3 separate regions of the Mus musculus genome follow, and all the other regions are linked to region 2. A link is a loop called in an ENCODE intact Hi-C map of the cell type or tissue named here. Cell type or tissue: heart. All regions are shown on one strand.

Region 1 (8,000 bases), 51 kb before region 2:
CATGATTTAGATCTTAACAAAAAAAAATATGGTGCTAGAGAGATAGCTCAGCAGTTAAGCATGCTGGCTACTCCACAGAATCCACAAGGCAGCCTACACCGATTTGTAACTGCAGTTCCAGGACATCAGATGCCCTCTTCTGGCCTCTCAGGGCACCGCACACACATTGCGCACAGACATCCAAGAGTAAATAAAAACAACCCCCCCCAAAAAACAACCTATACTATGATGTGGTTAACAATATAATGTTCAGGGTCATTCACACCTGGTTCTGCCAGTTGCTAGGTAACCCCATCCTCTACTGCCCATATTCATCTTTATGTAATGTGGGCAGAAATGTTCCATTCTGGAAGAGCCTGAGATATGTTCAGACTCTTTTCCATTATGGTTTAAAAGTTCATTTTTAATTGTCTTGTGTGTGGTTTACTTTTGAGACCGGGCTCCTTCTCTTTTTACAAAGCGTCTCTGAAATGCTGTGTCTTGCAGGGGTTCATCAGGCAAGATGGCATGTGCCAGTGCCAGCGTGATAGTTACGCATCCTAATAAAAGGCGAGTGATCTCTACAGTCTGAAGAGGAACCCGAGTATTATCACTAATGGTTTTAAAATGGAAGGAGTTCACCTGAGATGCCAGGACCACACCCTGAACAGGTCTGTTCCCTTTAGCCAAGGTACCTGTCCCGGCCCTGCCTGCTCTCTGGAACATAGACTAGGACTGAAGGTTCCTAACACCTCAGGCAAGGCCAGTATTTTCTGATAGTTCCGGGTCTCTGTGTTCCCTCAGCCCACAGGTCCAGCCTTGTCCTGTTATCTCCAGCACCTTGCCTCAGGGAGCTGCTAACCTCTGTCAGCTCTGCCCCCACACCAAGGTGGTAGAAAAGAGCCTCCTTCCCTTTCCTCTCTTCCCAGCCCCTCCCAGGGCTTCCCCACCTGACCAAGGCACTGCAGCCCAGCCCAAGGCTCTGCAGCCCAGCCCAGCCCAGTTTGTGTGCACATACCACACGCCACTCTAAAAGAGAAACTGTTTATTGTTGCCCTTCTTCAAGCTCAGCCTCCTTTCAACTCCCTCCTTCTGTTTGGTTTGGTTTGGGTTGGGTTTATTGTTGCTGTTGCTGTTGCTGTTGTTGCTGTTGTTGTTGTTGTTTTGCTTTGCTTTGTATTTCTCTGTTTTCCAAGGTCCATCTCAGATTGTTCTTTCCCACAAAAATAGTCAAATCTTTTCATTTGAACTTGCAAACCTCTTAGCACCTCCTGTTCTATTTAGGGATTCTCTGCGTTGGAGAATACTCAGTGATTGGCTAAAAAATGTCTGAACGAAAACACACACACACACACACACACACACACACACACACACACACACACGAGGTGGGGGCTGAGAGAAAATTTGATTTCTACACCAAAACCGAATCTGCTCATCTGACACAGCAGCGGCAATCTCAGTGCACTGGGGCATGGGGATTGTGAGTTCTGGCTACCAGGTTCAAAGGAAACATTTCCCCAAATTCTGGCACTTAGTTCCCCAGGACCCTGTGAAGCTGGTTCCACTCTACCAAAAGGGATTATTTTCCTTATCACGAGCAGAAGGGACAAATGGCTACTGAATATCATGCCAAAGCACACGCTGTCCTCCAGGGTCCCTCAGCACCCAAGTACCTGTGACACATTTCAACATCTCTGGTGGCATTCTGCCTCTCCACAGCTCTTCTCACTTCCCAGCTACCCTAAACTTCCCAAATTCATGGGCTTCCCTCCCCCCCCCTTCTCATTTTCCTTATAACCCTACTATGTGGACCCTGTTCCTTCTTGCCTGCTTTCTTCTTATCTTCCTCTTGTTCTCTCTCTCTCTCTCTCTCTCTCTCTCTCTCTCTCTCGCCTGGTCTACAGAGTGCGTTCCAGGACAGGCAGGGCTACACAGAGAAACCCTGTCTCATAAAACTAGAAACCCAAACAGAATAAAAAAACCCTTCCCCTTAACCATACTATGGAGTGGTCATGTTGTAAGTTTATACGCTGGTCAACACAGTATCATTACAAGACAAAACACTGTCTCAAATAAGCAAGCAAACAAACAAATAAATAAATAACATTACACAGGTGTGTTGGCACATACCTTTAATCCTAGCACTGAGACGGTAGAGGTAAGCCAGTCTCTGTGATTTTTTTTTGAGACCAGCTTGGTCTATATAGTGATTTCATGTCAAACCAGGCTACATAGTGAAATTCTAGCTTTAAATAAATAAGTTTAAACATTGAATAAATTACTACAGTTTATGTATAATCTTGGTTTCAGGCTCCTGTCAAGAAATGAGATGCACTGACACAGGGAAGAGAGCTCATTCACTGTGTGAAGTGCTTTCATGCATACATAAAGACCTGAGTTCAAACCCCAGAGCCTACATTAAAAGCCAGGTGCAGGTCATCATCCCAGTGCTTCCTGGGAAACAGGACAGATCCCAGGGGACTGCTGGCCAGCCAGCTTAGCCTAGTTTTGAGCCCCAGGTTCAGTGAGAGACTTGATCAAATAAACAAGGTAGACCATACCTGAAGAATGATACCCAATGTTACCCTCTGGTTTACACACACACACACACACACACACACACACACACACACACACACACACACCAATACTGAAAGACTCAATAACACGAGATCCTCAGTCAAACATGGTAGCCACAGGGGAAAGTTGAGTGGTGGCTGTCCCTGTGACAGAAAATGAGGATCTTTTCGACAGAACCGCCAGCCTCTCTGGTTGGCACAAGCCACCTCGATGTCTGGACACATCTGGGTTTATGGCTCCTTCCTTGGAAGCCAAACCATCTGGTCTTCTTTCTTCCATTCTGTAAGCAGAAAGACCCAGGGTAGAGCTTCATTTTTCCGCTGATGTAAATTTTATTAACACCCCAATTTAGATAGCAGAAGCAGTGACAGTTTGGTTTTAAGATATTTTCCACCTCACTGAAAACCAAAAAGTTACATGGCATATTGAGAAATCCCCCACAAACCACCCCCTAGGAAGTTTTGGGTTGTTTTTAAAGCGTTGGGGGAGCGAACCCAGGACCTTATGCATCCCAAGCAGGTGTTCAGGACCTGAGCCACACTCCCAGCCTCTGTGCAAATTGTGTTGTCTTTTTTAGGCTTTTTTTTTTCTTTTTGCATTGGACATGTGAAATTCTCACCATTCAACTACTCAGTATGTGCTTTGAGACCTGGGAAAGACCCTAGTTTTTTATAGATCTGTAACTGAGGTAAGTTTAATGTCTCCTGTCAGTAACTTTCAGCATTTGGCTCCTACTTCTTCATAGCCTTTATACCATTTTTCTTTCCAGCATATCTCTCTCTCTCTCCCCACCCCCTCCACTCTCAGCTTAATTGTGGAAACCTTCTCATTGCTAACACAGAACAGACATAGGCATTAATTTTAGCATGTAGACCAAAGTCTAGAAGCTCAGTTCTCAAAATGTGGGTTCCAGATCAGTAGCTGTTTGGAAACTTGCTAGAAATATAGAGCTGCAGCCCCACCTCAGGCCCACAGAACCCAAATCTGCTTTTTCACAAAGTACTAAACACATTCAAAATAAAACAAGTAATGTCCTCTATGAGAGCAATTGTGATTAAAAGAGGACAGTATTACTGACAGAGAGGGAGCCACCCTACACCGCAGGCTTCAGGATTAAAACTCATTTCCACTCTAAATACTTGAGTGCCCAGATAAGCTTCATTGAGTGGGTTACATCTTAGCGGTAGTAGAAATTAAAACTGTGAAAGTTTTAAAAGTATCTCTAATTTGGGGTTGGAGAAATGACTCATTGGTTAAGAGCACTTTTATGGCTCCTGTAGAGGTCCAGGGTATCTGACGCCCCCTTCTGGCCTGCACAGCCACCTACATCCTACATGCACAAACTTCATAGAAACTCTCTCTCTCTCTCTCTCTCTCTCTCTCTCTCTCTCTCTCTCACACACACACACACACACACACACACACACACACACACACACACACCCCAGCACAATTCATTTAAAAGTAGTAATCTAGGTGTTGCGGAATCCATGGCTATAATTCTAGGATGCAGGATGGGAGATGGCTTTACAGGTAAAGTCTTGACACCTTGCCTGTTGACCTGAGTTAATTCCTAAGACGAACACGGTGGAAAGAGAGACCTGAATCTAACAAACTGTTTTCTGACCTTTAGATCAGTTCTCCCTCTATATCTTAGTCTCTGTGTCTCTTCTCTCTGTCTCTGTCTGTCTCTCTCTACTCCCTCCCTTTACCCTCCCTCTCTCCCTCTCTCCCCTAATACAAAGAGAGACCCTGTCTTAAAATCTTAAAACAGCAAAAACAGATTGTGCGGTGAACATAAAACGCAAATTCTGGTCCTGACTAGTTCCTAGCGTGGCTGAGAGACTATGGGCATATCTCTGTCCTCTCTGGGCCTCCATTTCCTGATCTGTTTTACTGTGGAGACATCTGTCGCACCCCAGCCCTGCCAACTCTCCTAGCCCTCTCTAAAGGTCTGGGAGGTCCCAGACAGAATTTTAGAACGATTCTCCTTTTTGCCCAGAAGAGGGCGATGGAGACCGGCCATGGCTGGACCACTTCTAACCCCGAGGCGGTTCACAGACTCCTGATCGGTCCACAAGGATCCCTCGTGATCCGGGCGGTTTCCTTGGCACCAGCTGACATTGGTATCCCAGGCCACCTGGGCGGTCCAAGTGAGAGAAGGAGCTCTGGACGCCTTCCATATTGACCCAAAAATGGCCAGTCTGGGTATTCAGATTCCTCCTATCCCAATCTGGGAAGAGCCACAGAGACTTGGTTTGAGGAAAGACACATTGTCCCCACCTGCACTGCGTCTTTGGGTGAGAAACCACCCAGAAGCTATTTACTCCAAAGAGAAAACTGGGCGGGGTGGCCGGAAAGGAACAAGACACAGAGCTGCGCCAGGTCCTTGGGGATTGCCTGCCACTGGCGGGCTGCGCTTGCATCAGCGCCTGCTGGGGCTGGGGCAGGGGCCTGGCCACCAGCGACGTCAGCCTCTTTCCCAGAAGAATTCCACTTCCTGCGGTCCGGGCCCCAGAAGTGTGGGAGTGGTGGGGGTTGGTTTCTTAGGATGACACCACTCAGTATGCTGCATCTCCTCATTCGCACACGCTGTTGTCATGGAGACGAACAGCATCCTGACAGCCCCGGAGAGGCCAATTCGCCCACAAGAAATGACCGGGGCATGGCCGACTCAGGAAAACACTGACTGTGTGGGGTGCTGGGTCAAGGAAAACAGCAGCCACGGGTCCCTGAATTTGGCCCCAGGGATGGGTGGGAGGGATGAGGGAACCAATTTCTGTGATGCGATTTCAAAGCTGGAGGCGTCTTAGTCCAGAGAAAAGCTTTGAAAGCACGTGGCTAGCTAGCAAAAGTTTCTTCCTCCTCCCCCTCTTCCCTCTCCTCTTCTTCCTGCTTCTCCTCTTGTCGGCTTCTTTCCCCAATTTTCTTAGGACTCTCTAAGATTTCCCGACCTCATCAGCTCTTATCGAAGGCAGTGTTAGTATTAATTCGCTTAAGTAAACATTTGTTAAGCGGTCAGGGTGTAACTTGCAAAGTTACACGGGTAAAAGACCTCCTTTCGTCTTCGCCATGACTCAAGTGCTGCTGTCACCTTTTCCGAGGAACTATCCAGTTCGTGGGCGATCTCCTAGGAAGTCAAGTCAACTCCCGCTCTCTAGCCATTACCGAGCACCTGCCAGAACAGCAGCTAATACGGCATGCAGCATGTGTGATTTTTTTCCTCTGATGCTCCACTGTGACTGCCCTAAGACTAAGCACCGAATCTCTAATTATGGGTTGGTAAATTTGAGATTATTAACCCCCAATCACGAGGAAACCTTGTGCCTGGATCAGGAGTCTGTGAACCACCTCAGGGTTAGAGAAGCAAAATAACCCTTACTAAAACATATTTTGAAATACAGAAATGCTGGGCATGGTGGTGCACACCTTTAATCCCAGCACTAGGGAGGCAGAGGCAGGCAGATTTCTGAGTTCGAGGCCAGCCTGGTCTACAAAATGAGTTCCAGGACAGCTAGGGCTACGCAGAGAAACCCTGTCTCGAAGGAAAAAAAAAAAATGAGTATTTAGTACACTGGCGTTGGCTTTGTGAAAAATAGAGTGCATTGCCTACCTAGACAAGTCCTTTCGTTTGAGCCATTTCTGTTGCGGCCGCCAGCAGCTCGCAACGTGAACGGTTCGACTGAGAAGGCCACTCGAGCTGTAAGAGAGGAATCTAGACGGGGCGAAAAAAGAAACGGAGCTAAGACAATTTCATTCTGATCAAAGCTCAAATTTTATTGTTGGGACACTAGTTATGAAGGAAGGGGGAGGGGACCCGATTCCCGCCGAATAATCTCGGGTCCAGTAGAAAGGTGCACGTGTGTGGCTCCTCAGGTTCCAGCAGTGGGCGTGGCAGAACGAATGAGCAGGAAGCTCCACCCCGAGCAAGCAGGTTTCAGGCTGGGGGAGGGGAGACTACATTTCCACCAAAAATGTACTATATATATTTTTATTTCGTATTTCATTTATTGATTTTGTGCATGCATGCATGTCTCTCTGTGTGTGTGTCTGTGTGTGTGTCTGTGTGTCTGTGTCTGTGTGTGTAGGTATTCTTGTATGTACACCCATGGAGGTCTGAGGACAGCTTGCGGGGGGGCAGGGGGGGGGGCCAACTCTCTCCTTCCAGAGTGGGTTCTAGGGATCAAATTCAGGTTACCTGCTGAGCCACCTCACTGGCCAAAGCATGCTATGTATTTAAATGGTTGTATTCATTATTTTCCTCTATCTGTAAAAGGCTAAGCTAGTAAGTAGTACCTACAGTGTTGTACATCCTTGTGGAGACTTCGGAATTTAGAGAGCGCTTTCCTGCCTAGAATCTAACTTCTTTGCTGTACCCTTGAGAAGTAGTCAGAATCGCTCCTCTTGGTCCCAATTTCTGTGTGAACTCCAGGAGGTTTATACAAAGAAGACTTTCCACCTACTAGTGATAACAATGTCTTTAATGAAAGACTCAAATCTGCTGTGGTGGCACAATCCTATAAAACCCACCAGCCTGGAGGTAGAGACTGCAGTGTAACCTGGGCTATCCAGCAAGGTTCCAACTCAAAAAACAAGCACTCAAAATGAAACTACCAACAGTAGCCACCAGGACACAAGCCAAATGCTCACCAACAGATGAACTGATAAATAAGAAGAGCTGTGTTCGTATGTTGGAATATTAGTCAGCCTTGAAAGGAATTAGGTGCAGAGACATGCTTTCACGTGAGTGCAACTTGAAGGTGGGGTTCCAGGTGAAGTAAAGCCGACCCAAAGGACAGATGTTAGCATACATGTGATTTCATTTACACGAGAAACCTGCAACACGAATACGTATAGACAAAGATTCAGAGGAGAGGTTCTTAGTGGGTGGGGGATAAGTTCCTGTTTGATGTCATTGGCGTTCCACTTGTAGCAACAGAGCAAGCACTAGAGACAGGCAGTGCTGTTGGTGGTACAGTGCTGGGGATGCTGTCATGATCCCAACATGCACATTTAACACTGAAAAGTGAGAGTGGGCCTGTAGCACAGGCTATAGAGTGCACAAGGCTATAGGGTGCTTGCAAGCCTAGTATTCATGAAGCCCTGGGTTGGATCCCTACTTCCAGAAACAGCATGGTGGCATGCACCTGTAACCCTAGCGCAGGAGGTAGGTTCCATATCAGCCTGTATTACAAGAAACCAGTTCCTGGACTGGAAAGATGGCTCAGTGGTTAAGAGAACTGACTTCTCTTCCAGAGATCCTGAGTTCAAATCCCAGCAAACACATGATGGCTCACAACCATCTGCAGTGGAATCTGATGCCCTCTTCTGGTGTGTCTGAAGACAGCTACAGTGTATTCATATACATAAAATAAATAAATCTTAAAAAAAGAAACTGGTTTCTTTAAGGAAAAAACATATATATATGATATTGATAT
Region 2 (8,000 bases):
CAGGCATGCACCACCATGCCCAAGAAACTGTTACAGCTCCCACTGTAATCCCCCCGCCTGGGAGGGTGAGGCTGGCAGGTTACTTCTGAGCTTTAGGAAAACCAAAACCAGAACAACCAAAACCACCACAAAACTAAAACCAACAACTCCAACAACTGCTGCACACACAGAAACCTAACCTATTCATCAAATAGTTGCATTTCCTCCGTGCAGTTTAACTAGGCTCTTTATTTGTAAGTCTTCTCCATATACTGTAGCTCACACACACACACACACACACACACCCCGAGATCAGTCCTGATCAACTTTCTATTTTTAGAAAGAAAACTGGCAGACATACTGGCTTGGTTTGGTTTCTGTGATTCTCATTCTAGCCTTGGACAGGACTGAAGAACGCCTATTGGGGTACATATTAGGATTCCCCCTGGTCTGTACCCCGATTCTCTGAAACTCAGGATAAATGAATGATGAAAGCAGTGGTTTCGTTGGATTGTGCAATTTGCCAAGATACCTGGTGGCTATTCAGGGAACCACAATGGAAGGCAGGCAAGAGGAAAAAAAAAAAAAAGAAAAAAGAAAACCTGCTGTCATCCTGCCAAGACTGCACCCCACATCCAAAGAGAAGGAAGCAAAGAAACAGGAAAACACTGGGGGCAGACCCGTGTTCTGTTCGCCCATGAATGAGGGCTCATCAGACCAACTGTAAAAACACCCACAATGCAAATTATAGGTGCCTTGGCATTTTAAAGGGGGATGGGGAAGTCTCCCATAACCTAGACACTCTCAAAATGTCACCGAAACATTTCATCACTGGGCTAACATGGACTCATTTCAGGTGGCGCACAGCAGCATTCCGTATGGCAAAATATGACCTTTTAGGAAAGAATCAGAAGAGCATCTCCCCCCCCCCCACCCCTGCCCAGTGACTGTGAAAAATGAATGGTAACAGAAGAGTCAGAAGCCAGAGCGAGCTCCCAGGGGCTAGATTGGCACTGAGCTCTCAGGAGACACTAATCAGGCCGGGGACTCACCAGCTTGTAAACCGCTCTGCAGGGCAATGATTTTCTGCTGCTGCTGATCAATTAGATTTGTCAATGCTTTCACGTGCTTCAACGTAAGCTCCAGAACCACTGCTTTTTCCAAGTGACCCAAAGTCTGAAGAAGAAGAAAAAAACGGAGAGTCTGTCACCCGTGAGGTCAGTGGAGTCCCTTCTGACACTATCTGTTAGGAGAATTGGGTGTCAACAACAACAAAGATAGGAAGAGTCTTTCCTGCTCCACTAAATTTAAAGTTTGCAGATGTTTTAACATATACACATAGATGATCAAAAGCTTAAAAAAAAAAAAAAGCCAGACACGTGTTGTCTATCTTTGGAGGCATTTTGGTAGTTGTTACAGTCTAGGGAGTGAGCTGACAGATATATTTCTCCAGCAGCTGCCCTGACCTTAACTTAGGGGACTCCGGGGATAACATTTATCTGCTGTGGTGTCAACCCAGGGAGGGATGTCTACTGTGTCTGGCAACCAAGTGGCTTTCCCAATGTGTTGCGTTTCTTTCTTTCTTTCTTTCCCCCCTGACACTTGTTCAGAACTTCCAGTCATGCTGGCTTTTTGTCTTCCTTTCCAAATACTTTTCCCGAAGGAAAAGCTAAAAAGCTTTTGGCTACCAGTAAAGATTATGACGAAAAAAAAAAAAGGCACACATTAAATAAAGTAGGTCCTATTGTAAATGAAAAGCGGACAAGGCTTAAGTTTTTAATTTCGTGGTTTGCTTCTTTAAGTCAGGGAGACTACAAGGTGGTGAGAGAGAGAAAAAAAAACTACCAAAAGGAAGCTGTGTTAGTGTTGAAGCCAACTTAAAGAGGCCCCAGATGGTTCTGGTTCTGCCTCTGCTTAGGAAGTTCTGGGTCTGGGGATGGGTTCCCTCCAAACCAGAAGCTTTGATCCGCCCGTCTAGCATGCAGTTCCCCGTGACGCCTGCAGGCGGCGAGAGACACCCCCACCCCACCATCCGCCCTCTGGGCAGAAGAACTGGGTTGGAGCGCAGCCAGCTTCTCACTTACAGTAAGTTTGAGATGTTCGGGTAGGAGATCCTTCAGCTGGGCAATGCACTCGTTAATCCGGTCACGTCTCTTTTTCTCAATCAGCCGGTGCGGCAGTTTGTAAGTTTCCTGCATGGAATACATGGAAGCAATGGGTGCCCGGGGAAGGGAACGAAGCTTCCTCCCTTCCTTCCCAACCGGTAGCAGGGGGGAAAAATTCTGCGAGGGCGCAGAGACGCACCCAGATTCACCTTCTCTGCCCCTTCTTTCCCAAGTCACTCATTTGTGGCAATGAGCTCATCTCATCTTGAACCCCCCAGCCAACCTTGAAACAAGCAAACTTTTCTTGGAAACTCAGCGCACACGAGGGGCTAAGGAATGAGGTTCCCAGGGATGCACCTACCTTGCTGTCTTCGCTCCGTTTTATTCCCCGCCTGGACTTGTACACTTGGTACATGTGGGCAAAATCCATCCTGCAGGGAGAGAGGTCAGAAAAAGCCGTGACTCCCGAGTGCGTACTAGCTGCAGGAGCCCTAGACGTGAAAGAAGCCCCCTATACTCTCAGAGATGCCCCAAGTTGAGAGTGTCGCGGAACACAAGGTTAGGAGTGGAGACTTGAAGGGATCACAGCACACACTTACCCTGACAGGTCTCCGTGCTCCAGCCCTGGAGCTTTGGGCAGGCAGGTAGGAGGTGGTTGCGCGCTGGGGATCCGTTCCATGATGCGGCGAGCAGGGGCCACTGTGCGCTCCTGTCTGCACTTAGTAGAGTCTGAGAAAGGGCTGCCCTGGAAGGGAGGATCCGAGGGTCTCAAGAGGTATGTTCCTATGAGCTAGCCTGAGCTTCCTTGCAATGCGCTGGGATGCCAGGAGCAGCGGCTTTGAGGTGTCGCTTCAGTTGGGGGCGTGCATGGCCGGGTGTCCCCACGGCTTCTGGCTCCCGCTCTGCACACAGACTGGCGGTGTGTGCTCGCTGCGCTGTCTGCGCCGTGCGAGCCAAGTGAATGAGAAGTGGGGCGGGCGGAGAGGCGGGAGGGAAGGGGGGGTTGCTCAGGGCGGAGCGGGCGGGGCGGGGGGGGGGGAGTTGCTGGAGGGGACGAGCCGAGGAGTAAGGAGAGGCTGCGGGCTGGGTTAAATGGGAGCGAGTGGGTGGGTAGAAGCTACGTGTTCTACCCTGTGACTCCAAGCACGTCTGGCCGCTGCCGGGGAGGGAAGGAGCGACCTGCCCGCCCTCCCCCGGCTTCATCACATGAGCCTCACGTGTTGGACAACGCTCTGGCGGCTGCGAAGTGCCCCCCCCCCCTCCAAACCTCGGGCCCCCAGGTGTCTGCGGCTGCGGCCTCCTTTCCCCGAAAGAGGGGGTGGCAGCGCAGCCAGAGTCCTGCCCAGCTGGGTGGGGGGCACGGAAGCTGGAAGGAACCGGGGAGCTGGAGGGGGGGGGGGAAGAGTTGGTAACGTGGGCGAACCTGCCCCAGGGAAATGAAGTAAGTTCCCGTCTCCTGGGAGGGAACGGGGGAGGACGGATTCCGCCCGCGTCTGACTCAAGCCGGGAGAGGAATATCCCCTTGGTCGCTCCAGCCCAGCCTTCTTCCTCCTCCCCCGCCTGGCCCGCTCCTAGGAACCGGTGCGCAGCTGAGGGAGTCGTCGGCCCCCCTTAGCCTTCTCCAGAGGCTGGGGTTTCTTTCCGTCCTGGCTTCCCAGCCCCCCCCCCCCCCCCCCCCCCAGCGCTCAGCCTCAGTGTCCAGGAATTGCCCGCCTTGGGGAGGGACCGAGGGCGGGGCGGATGTCACCCCATGGGAAGCGGGCTGGTGGCCAGGAGCTAGGGCAGCCGAGGCCGCCGCCGAGCACGCCGCGCGCACCTGACCGTGGACCGTGTGAGCCGTGCCGACCCCCTCCCCCCACCCCCACCCCGGACTCTCCCGGGAGCTCAGGTCCCAGGCGCAGCCTGCGGGTGGCCTGGCACCCGACTGGCGCGCACCCATCTCCTCCCGCCTTTCAGGGTGCCTCACTGCCCCCACCCACCCTGGCTAGTCAAGCACAGAAAGATACCGGGCACAGTGCCCGGCGTTCCCTCCCTCCTCTGCCCCCTCCGATGCAGAGGCGTCCGGGTCGCCTCCCCTCCGGCTGCAGCGTTACACAACCGCGGCGACGGCGCCTGCCCTGCAGCAGCGCGGGGCGTGACGCTTCACGTGGCCCGGACGCGGGCCGGAGCTCGGCTCACTTGCAAGCCTCTCCGCGCTGGCTTCCAAGCCTAGACCCCCGCGCACCGGGCTGCAAGGGATCTGCATGGGATCCCGCTGCTAACCAGGAACTTGGGTGGCGCTGTTTGCAGTCTATTCCAGGACAGGAGAGAGAGAGGAGAAAGCAGGACCCCCCCCCCCGCCCGGGTCCCTCCTCCCGCCCCATCCTCTTGGTTGATCACAGTGAAATCTCCACATTTATGCAGCACAAGTTCACTGAGCCCTTTACCCAGTCGAGCTCGCGGCTGGAGACAGTGGAGGTGGCAAACACGGATTTTGACCTTGAATTTACAAGGACCTTTGGGAAGGAGCCAACGAGGCCAACCAGAAGACCGCCTTCAGCAGAAAGTCTAACAGGGCCACTGGCAGGGAATATAAGATGAGAAAGTTTTCATTTAATACTAACCAAGAGGTTTAGGTAGTAGGGGTTAACCCACAGGCCGGTGCGCGGGGCACAAAGGGGCAGCACCAGGGGCCCCAGCTCTCTTCAATCTCGCGGAGGCCGCCCGGCCCCACCCCCACCGACCTGCATTGGAAAAATCTGGTCTCTTTGACCTTCTAACAGCCCGGAGCTGGGAAAGCATCTGAAACGCAGAACCTGCGGCGCTGTGAGCGGCGCTGACACACAGCAAGGGGCCAGTGGAAATTCATGACTAAAATAAGGCCTGGCTGGGGATTTCACTGACCTCTGCGCTCCCCTGCCCTGCAAGTTCGGAGAGTTGAGAGATGACTGTTAACCTTCCCTACCGTGCTTAGGGTCAGTCAACCCGCTGCGGAGTGACCTGGCTGGGAAATTGGGGGAAAATGAGGTCACTGCTAGAACTGGGCGCAGTTTGGTGGGTCAGTCGTCATTGTCAGTGTTCTGACGACCTGGAGGACTGGGATTCGCATGTTGATCAAACTGGGAGTGCATTTCCTTCAGGTCGCTCAAGCTTCTACTTCCTGTTTATGTTTCACAAGCGTCAAACCCATTAGTAAGTGTGAGAAATGATTGCTTTTCTAACTGTTCACTGGCTGACCTCACTTTGGGGCTTAGAGATCCATCCCTCCTCCCCAGACAGACATAGTTTGGCTGACAGGTTATAATCAATCTCCCTGGAGGGAATGAATGCTCCCACCTTCCTGCCAGGAGGTGAGCAGCAGGACCAGAGGTTTGGATGTGTCCTGGCACTCTTGAGGTAGGGTGGGAGTGAGGAAGGGCTGCCACCTTCCTGTGACTCTAAGGGGGAAGCGTTGTCATGGTTGCGCCAAAACTACAGTTCCACTAGGAAATACCCTCTGTCAGAGAAAGGAGGATATGTCCTCTCTTGTGTCCCCGGCCCCTTCCCCCCAGGAGTTAATCTCTGCAATTTTGCCTGCATGGTTCATGGTTCAGGAAAATAACATCCTTAAAATCATTTAATCAGTAACTTTCCATCGTTACTTGCTCTGTAGCTGTAAATAACAAAATATGTAAATTGTTCAATTAAAAAAAAATTTTTTTAAGTTATTTACAAGCTCCCTACATCAGGTAGGCGTTGATCTCGAAATCCTCCTGCCTCAGCTTCCTGAGTTCTGAACATTGTAGACATAAACTAATTCCTACTTTTTATTTGTTCCAAATATACTCCCAGGCTTTAACATTATCCCTATCTGGCTGTATCTGGATTTCTTCTTTTTTTTTAAATTTGTAAAAAGAAGGGAGGGGGAAAGGAAGAAAGGAAGACAGGCAGGCAGGCAAGCAAACAAAATAACTTGTGTGTTATTTAGGGGCTATTGTAGCTCAGTTGATAGAGTTGCCTGCCTGCCTGCCTGCCTGCCTGCCTGCCTGCCTGCCTGCCTGCCTGCCTGCTCTCTTGTTTGCTTGCCATGCATTAAAGCCTGAGTTCTGTCCCCAACAGAGCATAAAACTGGGAGTGGCGTCACCATTTGCCTTTAATGTCAGCAATGTGGAGGTAAAATCGGGGGGAATCATAAAAAATATTTTTATATGTTACATATATATACATATATAGATATCATTTAATTAAAAGTTAATAGAAAGTTAGCTTGGGCTAATGACACCCTGTTGTAAAAAAGAAATCCCAATTTGGGATTTCTACCTTGCCTTATTCCATTTAGTTCCCAGATAAGAGACACACAGAACTTTCAAGCCTTAGTCAGTGCTAGAGCTGGGCAGATACCTACCCTCTATGTTATTAGAATCTGCTTTCCTACCGATAGCCCCTGGCTACTACTTTGTTGCATCTGGACAGCTCTTAGCTCTACTTGGCCAGCCTGCAGGGCCCCATTTCATGGCTCACCTAACCCATGGCCACTTCTCCCTTCTCTCCTCCTCCAAACCCGGATTGGGATTAAATTTTTCTACAACAAGACCATGTCTCAAAAAGTGATACAAAGGAGAAATCTGTTGGTTTTCCCCTGTATAAATTGCAAATATTTGAAAAATAATTTCTCTAGTAGGTACCTTTCCATCCTGAAGGGTATTACAGTCACCTGCTTTAAAAAAAAAAAAAAAAAACTGAGACAGTCTAGTAAGAAAGGAAAAAGCATTCCCAAGGGTGGGGTAGGGCTGGTGAGCTGAGAAGACCAGATGTTAAAAATCTTTATGGATGCTTGTTTAGTTGTGTGATAATTCTCAGGCTATAGGCTAAGAACTTGGCATATGTTGCTACCATCTTACAAGGCTGATTAGTGCTAGCCCAACTCATATAACACATGTATTCATTGAGAGAATTCCTCCAGCGCAAGGCATTGGACCTTGTCCTGCTGCTATATAATGTAAGCCTTTGGGAGACTGAAGCTCAGGGATATTAAATAGTTACCCTGGCTTATATGGTCTGGGATTAGATGGGACTGAGAATCCAGGTTTGTTAGACTACAAAAGCTATACTCTCTCTTTTTTTTTTTTTTTGAGATTATACCATAACACACTGACTTTATTAACCCTAGTAAAAATTTCAGATTTACTAAGTAAATCTGAAACAACATTGTTGGGTTTCTTTTGGGTTGGAAGGCAGCATGTTTAGAAAATCACATTATGCTGAGATATGAGACTTTCACTCTGTAATTTAAAAGTAGGCATTGTATTGAGGCGTGGTCTTGCACACCTGTAACCCCAGCTCTAGGGAGACAGAGGCAGGAGGATGTCAGTGGTGGTCTACTTAGTGAGTTCTAGCAGTACAAAGAAAGGCTCTGTCTTAATTTTTTTTTAAGTAAGCATGATGACACTTTTAATTACATTTTAATCATCAAGCCAGGGGAAGATGATTGAAGTAAAAAGTAACTAGCTTTACTCTTGTTGACACGGAAGGGCTGCCTGATGGAGGTGTACCAGTTATGTACTGCTCGACTCCAGGGGGAGCCATTTACATTGTAGTCTGTGTGAGACCCTCCAGAATTGTCCAGCCCCACACTGAACACTGGGTATTCTTGCCATTTTTGTGTTGCTTATCTATTGTAATTGTGGAAAGGTGATGATGATGATGTAAAGGGAGGGGTGAGATATTTAATTTCTTGCTAGCTCAGATGACACAAATAGCACCTTGACTGGTTTTGGAGCGTGGGTTCTTTTCTCTCCTATTCCCTCCCCCCACCTCTTTTTTCTGCTCTCAGTAAGAAATACATTTTTCAATTGCATGTAGCTCAGTAGATGCTTGCCTAGTATGCATTCAGCCCTTGGTTTGATCACATCTAAACACTTGAAGCACATATAAACGGGCTATAGTGACATATTCGCG
Region 3 (8,000 bases), 200 kb after region 2:
GTCAGTAACGTGAGACTATGCCGGGGCCTAGCAAACACAGAAGTGGATGATCACAGTCAGCTATTGGATGGGTCATACGGCCCCCAATGGAGGAGCTAGAGAAATTACCCAAGGAGCTAATGGGAACTGCAACCCTATAGGTGGAACAACAATATGAACTAACCAGTACCCCGGAGCTCTTGTCTCTAGCTGCATATGTATCAAAAGATGGCCTAGTTGGCCATCACTGCAATGAGAGGCTCATTGGACTTGCAAACTTTATATGCCCCAGTACAGGGGAACGCCAGGGCCAAAAAGGGGGAGTGGGTGGGTAGGGGATTGGGGGACCTTTGGGATAGCATTGAAAATGTAAACGAGGAAAATACCTAATTAAAAAAAAAGTCAGTAACAGTGCCTTTCTCATTACTGTAAATCTCAGATCTGTGGAAGACTTCTGTTCGAAGGATTTAAAGGCTCACAGTCTCAACTCATGGCTATCTTCTCAAACAGAGAAGGATTTAAAGGCTCACAGTCTCAACTCATGGCTATCTTCTCAAACAGAGAAGGCAATGACCAACAAACCGGATATGGCCCCGGGGCTGCAGGAGGTATGTATGCGTCAGCCAGTCCAGAAACACCTTCCGGGGTCCTGACGCAATGGGTCCCTTTTGGCAGTTTGGGTGAAATTCTGAAGTCTTGCCTTGGCATGCCCACAGATTCACTGTGGGATCTGCAGTGGGGGGTTCATGGAGGTCTCCTCCTCGGACCTCCAACATGCACCGTGACACTGCAAAGCGCTTGGAAGAAAACAGCAATGTGTTCTCAACTGAGTGTGTTACAAGAGACCTGTAGGTCCTATCACTTAAGAGATGAAGGTGTGAGCTACTCAGTGAAACCTGGGCAAAGAAAGGAAGGAGGTGGGGGTTGTGGGGGGGAGAGATAAGCCACATGCTAGGACATTAATTGTTTTACCCAAGCAAATGCGCCCCCGCATCTCCCAACTCTTCACACCCATTTTGCGATGAGCTTCACCAGGTATCATCCTGAGGCCACAAAGGTATCCCACAGTGAAACCTGTAGAAGGCTAAAGGGAGCAAAGGGCCAAAGGTGGGCAGGATGAAATGACACAGCCCTTATTCATGCAAGCGCATCTCAACAGAAAGCAATGCAGTCTACATCAGCTCCAGGGGCCTGGGTAAGGGGTCTTCACCCTGGAAAGAGGAAGGCCACGGTCGAGGCCCTGGCCATGGCTCGCTACTCTTTCCTACGTTGACGGGTGTGATGATCTGAGCTATTACAAAAGAGGCATGAAGAAGAAGAAGTCAGTCTGTAGAACAGACCCTCGCGGTCATGCATCTGTTCTGTGTACTTGCGGGGACCATTCATTAACTTAGACCAGCTTCCTGACTCAGAGCTCCGAGCTTCTCAGGGACCTTGCCTTGGAATTTAGAGCAGGACCAAGAATAATCCTTTGTTCACACATTTTCTGTGTCTGTGTGGAGCCCTGGGACTGAGAAGGAGCTCGCTAACCTATCCTTAGGGAGGCAGGCCGTGTGTGTGTGTGGGGGGGGGGGGCGGGGGGAATCTGGGAACTGGATGCCTTTGGGCAGGTCCCTCGCTAAACCCCTGCTGTAGTCGCCTCATCTTCAGGAGGAAAAAGGAGGATTAAGAACTATCTGAGAGGTTTATTGAGAGGAAGTAGGAAATACGTGTGACAACCCCTGCTTCCATGCTATCCCCTCCCACCCATCCCTGCTTTCAACACACTTGACTGGGACAAGTCCACTAGACCATAAAACCCAAAGAAAAATAATCACCCTCTCTCATGCCAAAGACAAAGCAATGTCGAGCTGATGGGAAACCCGCAGTCCCTTGCAGTCATCCCTGGACCACCGCTCCAGCTCCTCTCACCCTCAGACACAGACCTGTGAGACCATCACATCCCCCAACCCAGCCCGCCCATTCACTATGTTGGTGAATGTCCCTGTGGCTTGGGAAGCATCTGACAGTGACATGTACAGATCACCAATCCGACGGAGGTGGTCAGGTTGAAATTACACGGTCCTCATCTTCGGTAGCTCAACCTATTCCATCCCTGGCAGCAGTAGTACGCATCCAGGCAGGTCACTGACCTGAGCCAACTTGGTGCCCTTTAGAAGTACAGAGTAAGGACTGGCAGAGAGCACGAGGATCAGAGGATCACCTAATCCAGCCTCCCACCTGGTGACAGGCGTAGTACCAAAGCTGAGCAGTCACCTCATGCTGCTGCCCGCCCTGCACTCCGTTGCTGCCACACTGGCCTCCTCAGCCATGCCAACACACCCCGCTCCGGGGCCAGGATACCCTTGCTCTTAACCCCATTCCATCTGGAAGGTCTCAGCATCCATGTCTCCTCCGCGAGTGCCCTTCCCATCCTCAAGGAGCAATTCCTTGCTTCCGGTCTCACTCTCCCAGTTTTGCTCAGGTTCCCTAGCCGGCTCACCCACTGGATGGCATACCATTGAAGTCCCTGCCCCAACCCGCACAAGCATTTTGTCCAGTGCCTAGTATTTATTGTCTTAATGAATAAATAACAACCCTAAGGGAGGCACAGTTCCAAAAACCTTAATTCTGGGAATGTGAAAGCTCAAAGTCCCGCTAAATGGGGAAGTGTCCCACCTTGGGGGCGGCTGAAGGGAGGTGTGGAGCTGGCACTTAGCAGGCTTTTGCTTCTAACTCTGGGACAGGTTCAGCCTGGCTGGGGATCTTTAATCTGCCCAGTTAACTGTTAACCAATAGGGCCTCAGAGACACAGCTGCCTGCATCATTAACTTGGGAGCAGGAAGGGCCATCCTTTGTGGGCCCTCCACCTTAGAAGCTGGCTGTCTCCCCAGGCTCCACAGCTACAAACTCCAGGCTCGACAGTCTGTGGGGTCATGTTGCAAGAACATTAATAAAGCCACATTTCTCAAACACCAGCTGCTGAGGGTGACTCCACCACACCTTCCTTCAATTACAGTCCCTCCCCCCCCCCCCACACACACATTTTAAAGTCTTGGATTTTTGGAACAGTTGCGGAAGAATACACATGGCTTACAGAACCACAGGCTTGAGTGTCTGAACCACGCTGATGAAGCAAGCTCAAAATGCAAGCGTAGGGTACTGGTAAAACGCGGAGGGCTACTTTTCCAAGGGATCTTAGTGGACCTTGAGAAATCTAAGTGTGGGCAGGCTCTGAAGTGGCAAGTGGCGCTAAGATATAGAGCGGCGGTCAGCTGTGAACACCAAGAACGTTCTCAGAACTGAGGGCTCCAGATTTGTGTCTGAGGTGACTGAATTGCTTCATATTCAGGATCAAGCTGCTGCCTAGCCCAGTAAAAACCACTGTAGGTAGGGCTTGCCCAGCACAAGCGCAGCAGTAGAGCACTTGCCCTGGGTTCTACATCCAACACCAGGGAGAAAGAGAAAAAAGTCTCAACCACGAAGTTCACTCTCTTGGAAGGTTTCCAAAGGGAAAGTCCCTCAAGTTACTCAGAGGGAAAAAAAAATTACCTACTCAGTCTGGAATCTGGGATGTTTTATGCAGATGTCTGCCGCTCTAGTTAATGAAGGGAAGTCAGCCGGCCTTTGATTATTCAAACAGCTACCTCCAGTAAGGATTGCACAACTCGTAAGCAATGAAGGGGTGGGCTTGACTTTTTAAATTTTTTTTTAACTTTAAAAATCTTAAGCCTGTTTTGCTGGAACTGTCCCCCCCCCCACCCCCACCCCCAACCCACCCCCACCCCCCCCCGCTGGAGTTTTTCATCTCAACTTATTCTTTTGTACTTGTTAAAAGCTTCCGCTCTGCTGAGAGTGTGGACACAAAGTCAGCACAGAAACCTGGGTGGCTTCCCTCAGAAGCCGAGGTGCAGGGAGCAGGGAGCTCTCCCTGGCAGCCACAGGGCTCTCAGCCCTTCCTTCCTTCCTTGCTATGTATCAGAGTCAGGGAGGGAGGGTGTGTGTGTGTGTGTACACGAGCTCTCACACACATGCACTGTTCTCGAGACAGATGGAGGATCAAACCCAGTTTCACCCGTGCCAAGTACACACTGTCCCACTTAGCTAATTCCCTAGCACATGACTTTTTCTATTTTTTTTAAAATGTGTGTTAATCCAACCTGTAACTTTCAGGTAACAGGGGTCATCATTGTGGGACAAACTTCCCTTGTTTTCCTTTTATAAAGTGTGACTCTATTTCATAATAATATGGCTAGAGGGGACAGATGTCATTCAGTTTAGGGCAAGAGCAGAGACCAGGATGTAGGGAAACACAAACAACCGCTCTCCTCCGGGGCAAACTGCTGTGCTAGGAGCAACGGAATCCACCTGGTTCCGGAGCAATCTAGCAGGAGACAGAAAGCTTCCATCCCGCCACAGGGAGGCTAAGCCCGGGCAATGGAGGGAGTGGTTACGAAAAATCACGGGAAAATAGACAGGGGAGGGTGGGAAAGGAGCACCTTAGGAAAAACTCTTCTGAGGCCCTGGGGCTACACAATGGGGGTGTTTGTGGAAGGGAGGGAAAATATTCCTGTTTCCTGAGGCAGCTCCAAGAAATCACGAGTGGGCGTGAGAAACAAGGAAGCGCATGGATTAAAAAGAAAGAAAAGAAAAGAAGGGGGTGGGGAGTCAGGGAAGGAGAGAGCAGGATCCTTGAGAAACAGGGGAATTAAAAAACACCATGGCAACAATGCGGCCCACCTACTACCCCTGGCCGCCCACCCACAGCCTGATTCTTTACTGACGCATTTTGAGAACAAGCTGGTTCCTACCAGCTCAGGAAGGTGAGCAAACCCAGAGCTCATTAAATCCCAGCTCTGCGACTCTTGCCTGCCTGCAGATAGTGAGCAAGGAGGACATAAATAGAAGTTATGTAACAGCGCTTTGTTGATTCCTGTGCTCACCAAAAACATGCGGCATGACCTGGTTTTTCTTTAAAGTTCGCCTTGGCCTGCAGGTTGCCGACTCTAAGGCAGTGAGGAACCATCTTAATGTTTAAACAGCAGGATACAGACTTCCGAGTTAAAAGGAACTCAGGCCAAAGCTAGGAATCCTTGGGGCAAGTTATCTCTGGATATTTAAAAAAAACAAACAAACAAACAAACAAAAAAAAAACCAAGAATAACAACAACAACAAAAAACCAACAAACAACACAATAGTAACAAAAACGGGTGAAAAATCTTGAGATTTCCTCTTAGGACCTTTCCTGATGAAAACTGAAAAACTTGAGGGTAAACGCCCACAGCAGAGCCTCAGGAGAGTGGCTCCTGTGGGTTTTACAGGGAGATGACAGAATGAACAAAGAAATAGAATAGAAAAGAAAGCAAGCATGAGTGCCCCTCGGTATGGTGGAGGAGGAGGTTTATTGTAGATAAAAAGGAGAGAGAGCCCAGAGTTAGAGTATGCAGGCACATCTGGGAGAGTCCAGAGTAGATGTGACTAGACGGAGAGGCACTATTTGAGGAAGGGGGGAGGGGGAAGAGAGGAGATCCATGTGCATCATCCACAAGACCCAAACAGACACCAAGAGCAGGCAACCAAAAAGGCCCAGCCCCTGGACTGGAGAAATTTAAGCTAGGGGGTGGGGTGTGCCAGCCAAGAGGGCCCTGTAACAGGTAAGGATTGAGGGACAGGACAGGCCCGCTTTGACATGTTACATAGCCACCCCAACCATTCGTCCCAGGTTTGAAACCCAACATCTAGTAGCAGAGATCAAGATTTCCAGCTAAGGGCTGGGTTCTAACTACCTTTCAGACACAGGCAGCTGTCTCTCTTTTCCTTAACAGGCAGGACAGTAAGAATCCAGGAGGCTACAAAGGCCTCCCACAAACAAGATGACACCAACAAGCTTTGCTCTGCCAAACCAACAGGCCCTAAAGCCTGGCCTGTTTTGGCCAGGCCCTCCAGTGGCTGAGTCCTGCCTGGGCTCAGTCATAGTCTCTCCTAGGCTTCCTTCTAAGGAGCTGTGCTTACAGGATGCGCCCCTGAGCCAGAAGACTTCTTACTTAACCTGTTGATGCTGTCAGACTGTTTCAAACACTGTTACCATGGAAACTTCCCTAGTGGATTGTTCTTCAAGACAACAGTACAGGTGCTGGTCCCAGGAAGCTTTTCTTGAATCTTAGGATGTACGGTGTAGACTACGGAGACTTTTAAACCCATAATGTAAGGGTTTCAACTCAAATGTTTTCAAAGATCAGACCGGTAGGCATCAGTCAAATGAAGGGTAGGATGTGATGTCCCTAGAGCACAAAGATGGGCCACTTTAGTGCTCCAAGTCTAGGTAAGTTCAGCATTTTGGGCAAGCAAAATCACTCCGGTGGGCTATAATCAGCTCAGCGGCTCTCATTGTACTGTGGGATTTCCTTCCTTATCAGAAGTCAGAGGTAGTCAAAACCTGAGCACTTAGATCAGGCAGGAGGCTGGGGATCAAATGAAAGCAATTAAAGATATCTTTGTCACAATATTAAAAAGGTTCAGATGACTCATATAACGACTAGGACACGAGATGGTGGTTGTTTGTTTTTCGTTTAAAAAGATCAAAGATCAGCAACAAGGATTCATGGTGATTAATCACAAACCCCTCACCTAACCCTAACCGGGGAGGAAAGCAGCACAAGATTCAAGGCAGTGGTAGAAAACGCCTCTGGACAGCCTCTGGTTTGGCTGTGACACTGACTGCAGGGAGTCTTTCTATAAGCCCATTAGCTCCATGCCTTCCCCTGTTCTCCATCCCTGCAGGGAAGCAGCTATTCTCCTGTCTACAGTACAGAGAGTGGGGAACTGGCAGAAACCAACACATCTTCATGTGCCGACGCAGCAACGTTGCCAGGTAACAAATGTAGAAATGTACTCAGAAAACTGTATGTGACAATATGCAACCTCCGCTCTGCAGCTGATAACCAAGAGAGTGTTAAAACACTATGTTCTCTTAACACTTCGGCTTTAGTGTGAAAATAAAATTAAATGGGATACTTCCTCTTGTAAATACAAGGCAGGCATACATCTCACACACACATGCCAAACTGGGAACAGTAGAAGGGGGTTTGTGACACCCCTCACTGGTCTATCCCAGCAATCCCGCTCCACGAGGAGTCCAGAAAACCCCGAGAAATGTAGCGACTGAACACGAGCCTTTTTACGGTGGATATATTCGCCTCTGGCCAGACAGAGCTACGCATGATGAGAAAACAAATGCAAACTGAAGAAAAGCTTATACAACAATATGAAACTGAATGTGCTTCCCTGTGCGGGTTCATGAGTCAACCTTTAAAACTGATTGCCTATGCCAAAGCAGCAAGTGCTTGCTGCTCAGATCAATCAAGAACTATGGCCTTCTCTCACCTCCAAAGATAAAGCAGACACTACTAACAAGGCCATGGTCAGGGTGAACAGTTGACTGACGAACTTCCTGCCTGTGTGACCCAAAGACTGTGTCATATGGAATGTAGGTGAAAGAGTGGGGAGGGAGAAAGACTTGCATTCAAACCTTGGTCCTGACAGCTGGAGACTGAGTGATACTGGATTTACTGGACAGGTGGAGCCTTGGGTTCCTCGTCCGTAACTGAGGGCATCTCATATAACCCAACTGCTTTCCATGCCACAGTTTCACAGGAAAGTCTTCCTGTCACTAATTTTCATTGACCTGGGAACCTGAAACTTGCTGGAGGTGAAACCTGTAACGTGTACAAGTTTTATTTGGCAAGCGAGCAATGCCCAGGCTGAAGGGAAAAGCCTTTCATGGCTTCTTCTTATGTCATATATGACCATGTTTACTGACAAAACAAAACAAAACTAACCACTCAAGCTATCTTCTGAGGTACTAGAATGCCAGAGCATCCTCCAGTGAGAAGGCTCACATGCCATTTGTCTCACCAAAAGATGCAAGGTCCCTAAAGGGGGAATGGACCCATGTCAATGTTAGGAAAGTTGATGGAAGAGTCTCAGAGAAACCAAAACTAAGACGTGTCAGGAAACAACATCTATGCAACCACCAGCTTGC

Evidence for each region. A loop is a pair of places that touch in the nucleus more often than their neighbours do. Peaks named below come from ENCODE experiments on the same cell type or tissue, not always from the same donor. Only the 100,000 strongest peaks of a DNase experiment are listed, where the experiment ranks them.
Region 1: it touches region 2 in a loop (4-fold over the local background); 26 of 42 quality-filtered maps call a loop at or near these places.
Region 3: it touches region 2 in a loop (6-fold over the local background); 17 of 42 quality-filtered maps call a loop at or near these places.

What each region holds. Positions count from the first base shown.
Region 1 is chr6:108,706,730-108,714,729 of GRCm38, reverse strand. No RefSeq gene overlaps it. Among named protein-coding and RNA genes, the nearest start is that of Gm35359, 21 kb to the left of the region's middle. In heart, CTCF peaks have their summits at 3,832 (motif pointing left) and 4,568 (motif pointing right); DNase peaks (open chromatin) are centred at 4,659 and 5,029; H3K4me3 peaks cover 1,306 bases; H3K27ac peaks cover 819 bases.
Region 2 is chr6:108,655,676-108,663,675 of GRCm38, reverse strand. Bhlhe40 (basic helix-loop-helix family, member e40) reads right to left here and starts at 3,047. Exons shown (of 5, transcript NM_011498.4): 1 at 2,684-3,047; 2 at 2,446-2,515; 3 at 2,064-2,171; 4 at 1,032-1,155. The coding sequence starts at 2,763. 0610040F04Rik (RIKEN cDNA 0610040F04 gene) reads left to right here and starts at 2,742. Exons shown (of 7, transcript NR_104577.1): 1 at 2,742-2,859. In heart, CTCF peaks have their summits at 518, 4,326 and 7,625 (motif pointing right); DNase peaks (open chromatin) are centred at 2,005, 3,215, 3,735, 4,155 and 2 weaker places; H3K4me3 peaks cover 4,791 bases; H3K27ac peaks cover 3,927 bases.
Region 3 is chr6:108,453,187-108,461,186 of GRCm38, reverse strand. The region is part of intron 44 of Itpr1 (inositol 1,4,5-trisphosphate receptor 1); the gene reads right to left. It overlaps Gm35165 (a long non-coding RNA gene), which reads left to right. Exons shown (of 5, transcript XR_869349.3): 3 at 419-587; 4 at 6,740-6,830. Among named protein-coding and RNA genes, the nearest start is that of Gm35165, 15 kb to the left of the region's middle. In heart, a CTCF peak has its summit at 4,377; DNase peaks (open chromatin) are centred at 2,816, 3,946, 4,376, 4,826 and 1 weaker place; H3K4me3 peaks cover 823 bases; H3K27ac peaks cover 3,676 bases.